3 separate regions of the Homo sapiens genome follow, and regions 2 and 3 are each linked to region 1. The links are chromatin contacts, found by Hi-C or POLR2A ChIA-PET in ENCODE. All regions are on one chromosome and are shown on one strand. Each heading gives the region's core, a stretch centred on a gene start or an enhancer-like site at or near the end of the contact. The rest is flanking DNA. Distances are from core to core; before and after follow the strand shown.

The links. Hi-C counts contacts between places; a loop is a spot of excess contacts on that map. ChIA-PET counts read pairs that join two places held with the same protein, here RNA polymerase II (POLR2A). Pooled maps may share reads with other maps.
Region 2: a map of PC-9 shows a loop between it and region 1 (10-fold over the local background). The contact joins two enhancer-like sites. A Hi-C loop is called at or near these places in 1 of 168 maps with a recorded cell type or tissue (PC-9) and 1 of 50 pooled maps. POLR2A ChIA-PET finds 5 or more read pairs at or near these places in 3 of 52 experiments (BJ, MCF 10A and WTC11).
Region 3: a pooled map shows a loop between it and region 1 (4-fold over the local background). The contact joins two enhancer-like sites. A Hi-C loop is called at or near these places in 1 of 168 maps with a recorded cell type or tissue (Caco-2) and 3 of 50 pooled maps. POLR2A ChIA-PET finds 5 or more read pairs at or near these places in 3 of 52 experiments (A673, H1 and activated T-cell).

The regions. Positions count from the first base shown.
Region 1 is chr13:73,247,481-73,250,180 of GRCh38, forward strand. No RefSeq gene overlaps it. Among named protein-coding and RNA genes, the nearest start is that of KLF5, 190 kb to the left of the region's middle. Within about 2 kb of position 1,416, at least 4 of the 41 ENCODE cell types and tissues checked have a DNase peak (open chromatin) inside an H3K27ac peak, as active enhancers do; they include PC-9, where a contact is called at or near this core.
Region 2 is chr13:73,095,016-73,097,715 of GRCh38, forward strand. No RefSeq gene overlaps it. Among named protein-coding and RNA genes, the nearest start is that of KLF5, 37 kb to the left of the region's middle. Within about 2 kb of position 1,341, at least 3 of the 41 ENCODE cell types and tissues checked have a DNase peak (open chromatin) inside an H3K27ac peak, as active enhancers do; they include PC-9, where a contact is called at or near this core.
Region 3 is chr13:73,420,264-73,422,963 of GRCh38, forward strand. No RefSeq gene overlaps it. Among named protein-coding and RNA genes, the nearest start is that of LINC00392, 140 kb to the right of the region's middle. Within about 2 kb of position 1,273, at least 6 of the 41 ENCODE cell types and tissues checked have a DNase peak (open chromatin) inside an H3K27ac peak, as active enhancers do.

The sequences.
Region 1 (2,700 bases), core at 166-2,665:
AAGGTCTGGAAGCCTCACAACCCAAGACTCTGGTGCCCCAGCAAGAAGTGAACTTCATCCTGGTGGTTCTGGGGAGGCACTGAAAAGTTGGAGACAGGGAGAGTTAGAATGTGATTCCCATGTCAGGAAGATGACTCTAAAGGCCAAGTGGAGTTTGAACGGCAGGCTGCCGTGTTCCAGGTCAGAGATGATGACTGCAGTGGCAGTGGGCATGGCAAGAAGAGGAAAGATGGGAGATGTTTAGACTGTAAAATTAAGAGAGCTTGTTAAGTGATTGAATGTGGAGGCTTAAGGAGAGGAATGGCCAGGGATGATTTTTATGTTTCTGACTTGTGTGACTAACATTAAACAAAATAAGGAATATAGGGGAATCATCTTTGAAGGAAAGATGAGTTTGAGATGCCTGAAAATTGAAAATGATATGCCCATTAATGCAATAATACTGGCTAACATTTATTGAAAGCTCAGTATACACCAAATATTGTCATAAATTGTATATTTTGATCAATTTAATTCCCACAGCCACCCTAACAGCTATTGTTAGTTTATTTCATCAAATCTAAGGTACCATCCATTGTAAGACACATCTTGATTCAAAGATGTTAAAACGTCCCTCTTAGAATTAATACAATATCGTATTATTCCTATTTTATAGATTTAGAAACTGAGGCAGAGAGATTAAGTAATTTATCCAAAGTCACATAGTAAATGGAGGAGCTGGGCTTCATAAGCAGTCAATGGAGGAGCTGGGCTTCATAAGCAGTCAATGGAGGAGCTGGGCTTCATAAGTAGTCTGCCTTTCAAAATTTTTCATTTAATCACTGTACTACATCTCTTGTTGGTACATATGAGTCTGAGGAAAGTGATCTGGGATGGAGATAGAGATCTGAGAGTCATCAATCAAAAATTCTCCATTAAATGGCAGAGGTGGAGATAGCGTTTATAGTACATAACGAATAAAGTTGCGATAAGGTCCTTTAAATTAAAACTGAAATAACATTGATAATTACAACCAAATGCCCCTTTTGATACATTAAAACACCTCAAAAAATCAGAGTACACATATTTCAGGCATTTTTTAAATAAGAGAAACTAAAGATACAACATAACGAAGTTGATCAGAATTTCCCAATAAAAATTATAAGTTTTCAGAGAGGAGGCTGTGGCGCAGTTGATTTTTTTAACCATCAGCTTCTGAGTTTCCTAAGCACATGGCCATTTCCTCACTTGTTTTGTGAAATGACAGCCGAGAGGTGGAGTGGAATGGAAATCTAGAAATCATTGCCATGCAAATATGCAGAAGCAAAGCTGTATGTTTGCATGTAAAGCTCATGGTATCTGCAGTCCTGGGAAGAATTAAATTCCTTACCTGTGGGCAGGTGTGTATTTGGCCACATGCCTTTACTTATTAGGCAAGACAATGTCCCTCAGTGCAGTGAGTCACTGCTTTTGGAAGCAAGCCTTCTGCCTCAAGAGTAACAACTTTGTTTTTCAGGCACAGTTTGTTTCCCCCACCTCGTCCCCCACTCCTCTCTCTCCTCCTTTTCCTACTGATTATCAGATCCTAGTGGAGGAAGAAGAAGGGAAGAACTTACGGGTTTTAAAGACAGAAACCCAGTTTACAGAGTTGCAAAGGAAATAGGAAAGCAACATTTGGAGCCCAGTTCTGAGTTTGCTTTAAGCTTTAATCAGGCAAGAAGAATAAGCTGGGAACAGCTCCAAGGAGGTAGGTTGCAGAAAAGCAGTGTCTCCATGGCCTTCTCAGCAAGCTCAGGTGCAAAAGATAAGTGTACATCGTCTTTGAAAGGAGAAGAGTCTTTGAAAGTAGAATAGTCAGGGAAAGAGGGCTGCTTCGGTAGCCAGCCTTCCAGATGGGGTCAGTATGAACAGCCTCACGAGCAGCTGCAGTTTAACCCAAACAATCACACATGTTTGTAAGTGCCTTTGGTCCAACTTGCTGATAGTGTAATGACAATAAACAGAGCAAATGAAGTAGCCACTCCAGCAAGGAATGAGTTTTCGAAAGAAGAAGCCCATGTTTTTGAGAAGAATGTTTCTAAACTTCATTTAATTTGCTGCATTTGGGCCCCTGAAAAAAAATTGATGATAGCTCACATTTTAATTTGCTGTGGTTATTTAATCTCACTCTAGTTAAATCATCTTCACCAACTGTTTTTTTTAAAAGCTTAAAAAGATTGCCTGTTTGTTTACATAAGGGTATTTGGGTAGGAAAGAATTCCATTTCTATTTCTTTAGCTATCATGGGCATAATACAACTGTCTCTATATTTTACTTTCTCATTTATTTTCTACCATGACCTCTTCTATTACCCCAATGATGCATATTAAATAATCAGATTAGCTAGGTGATAAACTGCCTTATGTAAATTTTTTGAAAAGGTGGTGGCTTATAAATACATTCCAAGATAAATAAAAATAGTTAAAGTACCAAAGCCATCTTTGAGAAGATGAAAACAATTTTTTTTCGCTAGAGTGGAGTTTGGCAGAGAGAAGGCCTGAGGCATAGAGGGAAAACAATCATTTTCTGAAAGGTAGAAGTAGGTGATGGACTGAGAGGTGAGTGTCCCGGAGCAGGGAGCTCAGGCAGGGCATGGGGCAAAAACTTCTTAGAGAATGTATCAGAAGTTATAATCTGCAGCTGCTAATAGGGACTGTGAAATAGTGTCTTCCACAAGATGAG
Region 2 (2,700 bases), core at 91-2,590, 150 kb before region 1:
TGTATTTTTAATAGAGACAGGGTTTCACCGTGTTAGCCAGGGTGGTCTCCATCTCCTGACCTCATGATCCGCCTGCCTTGGCCTCCCAAAGTGCTGGGATTACAGGCGTGAGCCACCGTGCCCGGCCAAAGCAACTACTTCATCTCCCCGTCGGGGAATCAGAATCCTGGAGCTTAAATGAGAAATTCCTAGATGCTCCATTCCTGATGTTCTTCTGTAAAATGAAGTTGGCCTTAAGTGCTTTAATTGCTTTTGGCTGATATCAGAGGTTTTCACTGGGTTATGTTTCTTTAAGGCAAGGACCATGCGTGGAGGGCCTTGAGCCCTGAGCACCTAAGCTTAGCACCTTAGAACGTGGCAGATGGGTGCTTATTAGATTTTTGTTGAAAAAATGCCTTCCAATTTTTTCATGTTTGATTTCATGGCTGTGCTGTAATTGCTCCCATGTTCTTAAACCCCTCTCATCCTCTTCATTCAGACAAACACAACCTGCTTTTCTGATGCTTACGCTTGGATGGGGTCCTTTCTCCAGCCTGTGGAGGCCTCTTTGTGTCACCAAATCATATTGTATATATATTTTTTATTTTTTAATTTTTATATATTTTTTGAGACAGAGTTTCACTCATCACCCAGGTTGGAGTACAGTGGCATGATCTCAGCTCACTGGAACCTCTGCCTCCAGGTTCAAGTGATTCTCCTGCCTTAGCCTCCCATGTAGCTGGGATTACAGGCATGCACCACCACACTTGGCTAATTTTTTGTTGTTGTTGTTGTTTTTCTTTTTGAGATGGAGTCTCACTCAGTCGCCCAGGCTGGAGTGCAGTGGTGTGATCTCAGCTCACTGCAACCTCTGCCTCCCGGGTTCAACAATTCTCCTGTCTCAGCCTCCCTAGTAGCTGGGACTACAGAAGCCTGCCACAACTCCCAGCTAACTTTTGTATTTTTAGTAGAGACAGGGTTTCACCATACTGGTCAGGCTGGTCTCAAACTCCTGACCTTAGGTGATCCATCTGCCTCAGCCTCCCAAAGTGCTGGGATTACAGGGGTGAGCCACCACACCTGGCCATATTGTATATTCTTTAAAACAACAACAAAAAAGCTCATTAGATTTTTCCCAGCTGAGTTCAACTCTTTGCCGTCTCCTATTTGTTTCTGACCACTCTACCAAAACCCACTTTAATCTAATAGCCAAGTGTTAAAGCTCCTCAGTTACTCAAAATCTACTTACTGGCAGATTGCAGGAGCCTTGGAGGAGGTAAGGTCTTGGCATTTTTTTAGTGAGTCTTGCCCTAGGTCCCTGGTTTCTAAATCTGGCCAGGTGTCATCATTGGAGGAACTAGTTAAACATCTGCATTCCTGGCACCATTCCAGCCTCGGTGACTCAGAATTTGGGGTGTGCTGCCCCCAGCCTCCAAAGAGTACAGCAGGAGCCTCAGGAATTTGAATTTTAACAAGTGTTCCAGGCAATTCTGATACCTGGGCAGATAGTCCAAACATTTAGTGTAAATTCCTTCCAGGGTCGGCAAAGGGACAAGGGAGAAGGATGAGTTCAAATTTTGGCAGAGATTGGGAGTGAGTCTGACTATCCGTCCATGTTGTCTATGTATTTTTACTCTTCTCTTTAGAGCCTACATTTTCCTCCCTGCCTTCCACGGTTGACTTGTAGACTGACTCTAAAGGACAAGGACTTGCTACTTCATTGGTATCAGAAGCAGGAATTTCTATGAAAATGAATAGACCTGAATTCTTTTATCTTACAATCCTGGAATTGTTAGGAATCTTAAAGGTCACTTAGTGATCTTATTTAGTGGGACACCTTAGATATCCAAAGGACAAGCAATGACATCAAGATTAGCAACTCACATAATTGTGGTGAGCCACCCAGGGCAGGCCTTCCCTGAGGCTTCCAGCCTGAAGTCTCCAGCACTGCGAGCGGAGAGATCAGAAAGTCAGGAGTAGGCCTACGCTGGGAGAGAAGCAGGGGGCTGCGCACAGGAAAATGAAGGGAGATCAGATGGTATATGGAGAGCAAAGAGGGAGTGGAAGAGGAATGTGGGTGAGAACAATCTTCCAGTGCACTCAAACACAAAGGAATTCACTTACTTACTCCCCAAACACCTGCGAATTATCTCCTTAGAACCTGATCTGATGCTAACCACAGGTCTTGCCCTCAAGGAGCTCTCAATCTAGTGGGATAGACAAATACCCATGACAATAGAGAGTGATAAGTCTAACAATAGAGGCAGACTCCAGGAGTAAGGTAAGAATATGTGCAAACACACCAGCCCCAAGGGTTTGTGGAGCCCTTAGAATTTATTTACAGTATTGGATATAACGGCAACATTAAAATATGCAAGCTAGCCAGGCACAGGTGGCTCATGCCTGTAATCCCAGCAGTTTGGGGTGCTGAGCCAGAAGGATCCTTTGAGCCCAAGAGTTTGAGATCAGCCTAAGTAACATAATGAGACCCTGTCTCTACAAAAACTAAAAAAATTAGCGTGGCATGGTGGCAAATCCACCTCAGGAGGTTTGAGGTGGGCCCAGAAATTTGAGGCTGCAATGAATTATGATCTATGATCAGGCCACTGCACTCCAGCCTGTGCAACAGAGTGAGACCCTGTCTCTAAAAAACAAAATAAATACAAAATAAATACAAAATAAAATACATGAGCTAAACAGAAAGACTATATCCAGTTGTTT
Region 3 (2,700 bases), core at 23-2,522, 170 kb after region 1:
TCAGTCCTCCATTCTGATTCCCTCCATGCTCCTCACCATGCAACCTTCAGATGATTTGCCTTTCCACCTGGCTGGGTGGTGGGATAAAGTGTACTGATCTTCCAACCTTCCTGACAGTTGAATTTCTTTATATATATATTTTTTATTTCAACCACTTGTACCCCAAATTTTTTATTTGTGTACTCATAGCTTAGCTCCCATTTATAAGTGAGAACATAACGGTTTTTGGTTTTCCACTCCTGTGTTACTTCACTTAGAATAATGGCCTCTAGCTCCATCCAAGATGCTGCAAAAGACACTATTGCATTCCTTTTAATGAATGAGTAGTATTCCACAGTGTGTGTGTGTATATATATATATTTCTTATATATACATACAAGAAATAATATATACAAGAAATAAATACATACATATACATATATATTTCGTGTGTGTGTGTGTATATATATATATATATATATATATATATACAAGAAAATGTGAGATATATATATATATCATTGACTCATTAGTCAATGGGCACGTAAGTTGGTTCCACATCTTTGCAGTTGTGAATTACGCTGTTATAAATATATGTGTGCAAGTGTCTTTTTCATATAATGACATCTTTTTCATATAATGACATATAATGACATCTTTTCCTTTGGGTAGATACCCAGTAGTGGGATTGCTGGATCGAATTGTAGATTTACCTTTAGCTCTTCAAGGAATCTTCATAACTGACAGTTGAATTTCTCATAGCAAATGATTTATAGATCAGTTGCTATGAGCTGAGTTCACGTAAATCTACTCACAAGAGATGACTTGCCCATTGGCAGGCTTGTAAGAGGGGTCTGAATCTATAGGTTTCATATCATGGTATTTTTTTTTACAATGAATGCAAACAAGGATTGTCTAAGCAGTCTCTCTCTCTTTCTCTCTGTCTCATTGCTTGCCCTCCTCAAGCTGAAACAAAAATATTATTTTAAAATATTTTCCATTCAAGTAATGATTCTTCTCCAGCTCACACAGATGAGATCTCCCTCCTTACCCCTAGAAGGTGGAGATGATGAGTTTGGGTTACGCCTTCATAGAAGGAGGCACTGAGAGGCTCTCAAGCTGTGCAGCAAGAATGGTTCTCATGTGAGAACAGTGGTGGGGTTGATGACTCACAGGAGCACCGGCCACATTTAATAGACACTTTGTACCTCAATCATTTTGAAATGTTAAGAACTCCAATATTCATTTTGACACGTATTGGTAGTTTCCTGCATTGCTTTCCAGTGCGTCAATAGTAAGGCTTTGTCTAGATGACTGGTAACAATACGGTTCCATATATCATAAAACTGTGTAGATAAATGTGTATTGGTTTTAGATAGTCATGGATTTCCCAACTCTTACACCAGCACTGTAGTGAATCTCACTACCACACTACCTCTGGTTGTGACCTTATCAGGTTTCATAAGCTGAATAGGCTTTGGCTGGGACAATTTGTGAGTGGCAACAACCCAAAGAAAACCAGGTGCTACAGGAAGTGGAACGGGTGATTCAGTCAGGTTCATTCTTTCTTATGATTCAGGCTGACCCACTAACTAATCATTGTGAGTGGGCACTCTGCTTTCAGGGATGCTTGTGAATAAGACGTATAGTAAATGTCTTAATCACTTTTGCTGACTGAAAAGCTTTCACAGAGATTGTTTTTCAGAATTTCGAAATGGAGAAATCAATTCTATTGTGGTAATAAAAGTTATTGGTAATCCCATGGTGGATATGGTATATGCTCTATTTCCTATCTTTACTCAATATTGCAATGTGCAATATGTTATTAAGTACCCAAGGCATTTTGATTCATAACTATGTTTGCATTCGGCAATGAATGTATTTATTCTTTTTTTGAGTTTATTAAGTCTTTGAACTTTAAAGTAATATATAAGTAAAGTTACTTGTTTATTTCATTTATTTATGTTCTCTCTCCAGGATTTAATAAGAACTAACAAATAGAAGCAATAAGTTAATAAATGAGAATACTGAGGCAGGAAGAAAATACAACTAAGAAATTAAGGCAAACATAAAAGTTAAGGTTAGCATATATTATAGCTCAAATATAAAAGACAGTTATAACAAAACCATCTTGCCTAATTCAGAGGAGAAAGTGTCATAATTAAGCTCTCACTGTTTGCCATGAGACAGATCTGATTGGCCTCTCAACTCTGCCATTTACTAACCGTGTCACCTTAGGGACATGTGAAATGACGATAGGAGTTATATCTACTCTCAAGAGTTATTAGTGAGTATTAAAGGAGATTGCTCTGTGAAATGTATAGTGTGATGCCTGGTACATAGGAAGGTTTATCAAATGGCAATTATTTATATTATGATAATGATTATTACATTAATTTCCATAAATTTGTGATTGAAGAGTTCCCAGTTGCCTTTGGGAAAAAAAAAAAAAGCTTTAATGCGACCTAGTGGCCTTTTAAAATATATTTGTGTCCTTCTGAAGATCAGAGGGGGCATGACTTCAGCAGGTCTTGGAGCATATGACATTGTTCATGTCCATTGTCTTCCTAAGCCACAGAGCAAGATCCCTCAGTGATGGCTCGATCTGCTTCAGGGTCCTGCTATAGTTTAAACCTCCCTTGACTTCATCGCTTCCAGCTTTTCAAGGGTGATATGTATGCCTCCTAAAGGTTTGAATGGCCAATGCAGGAATCAGTTAAC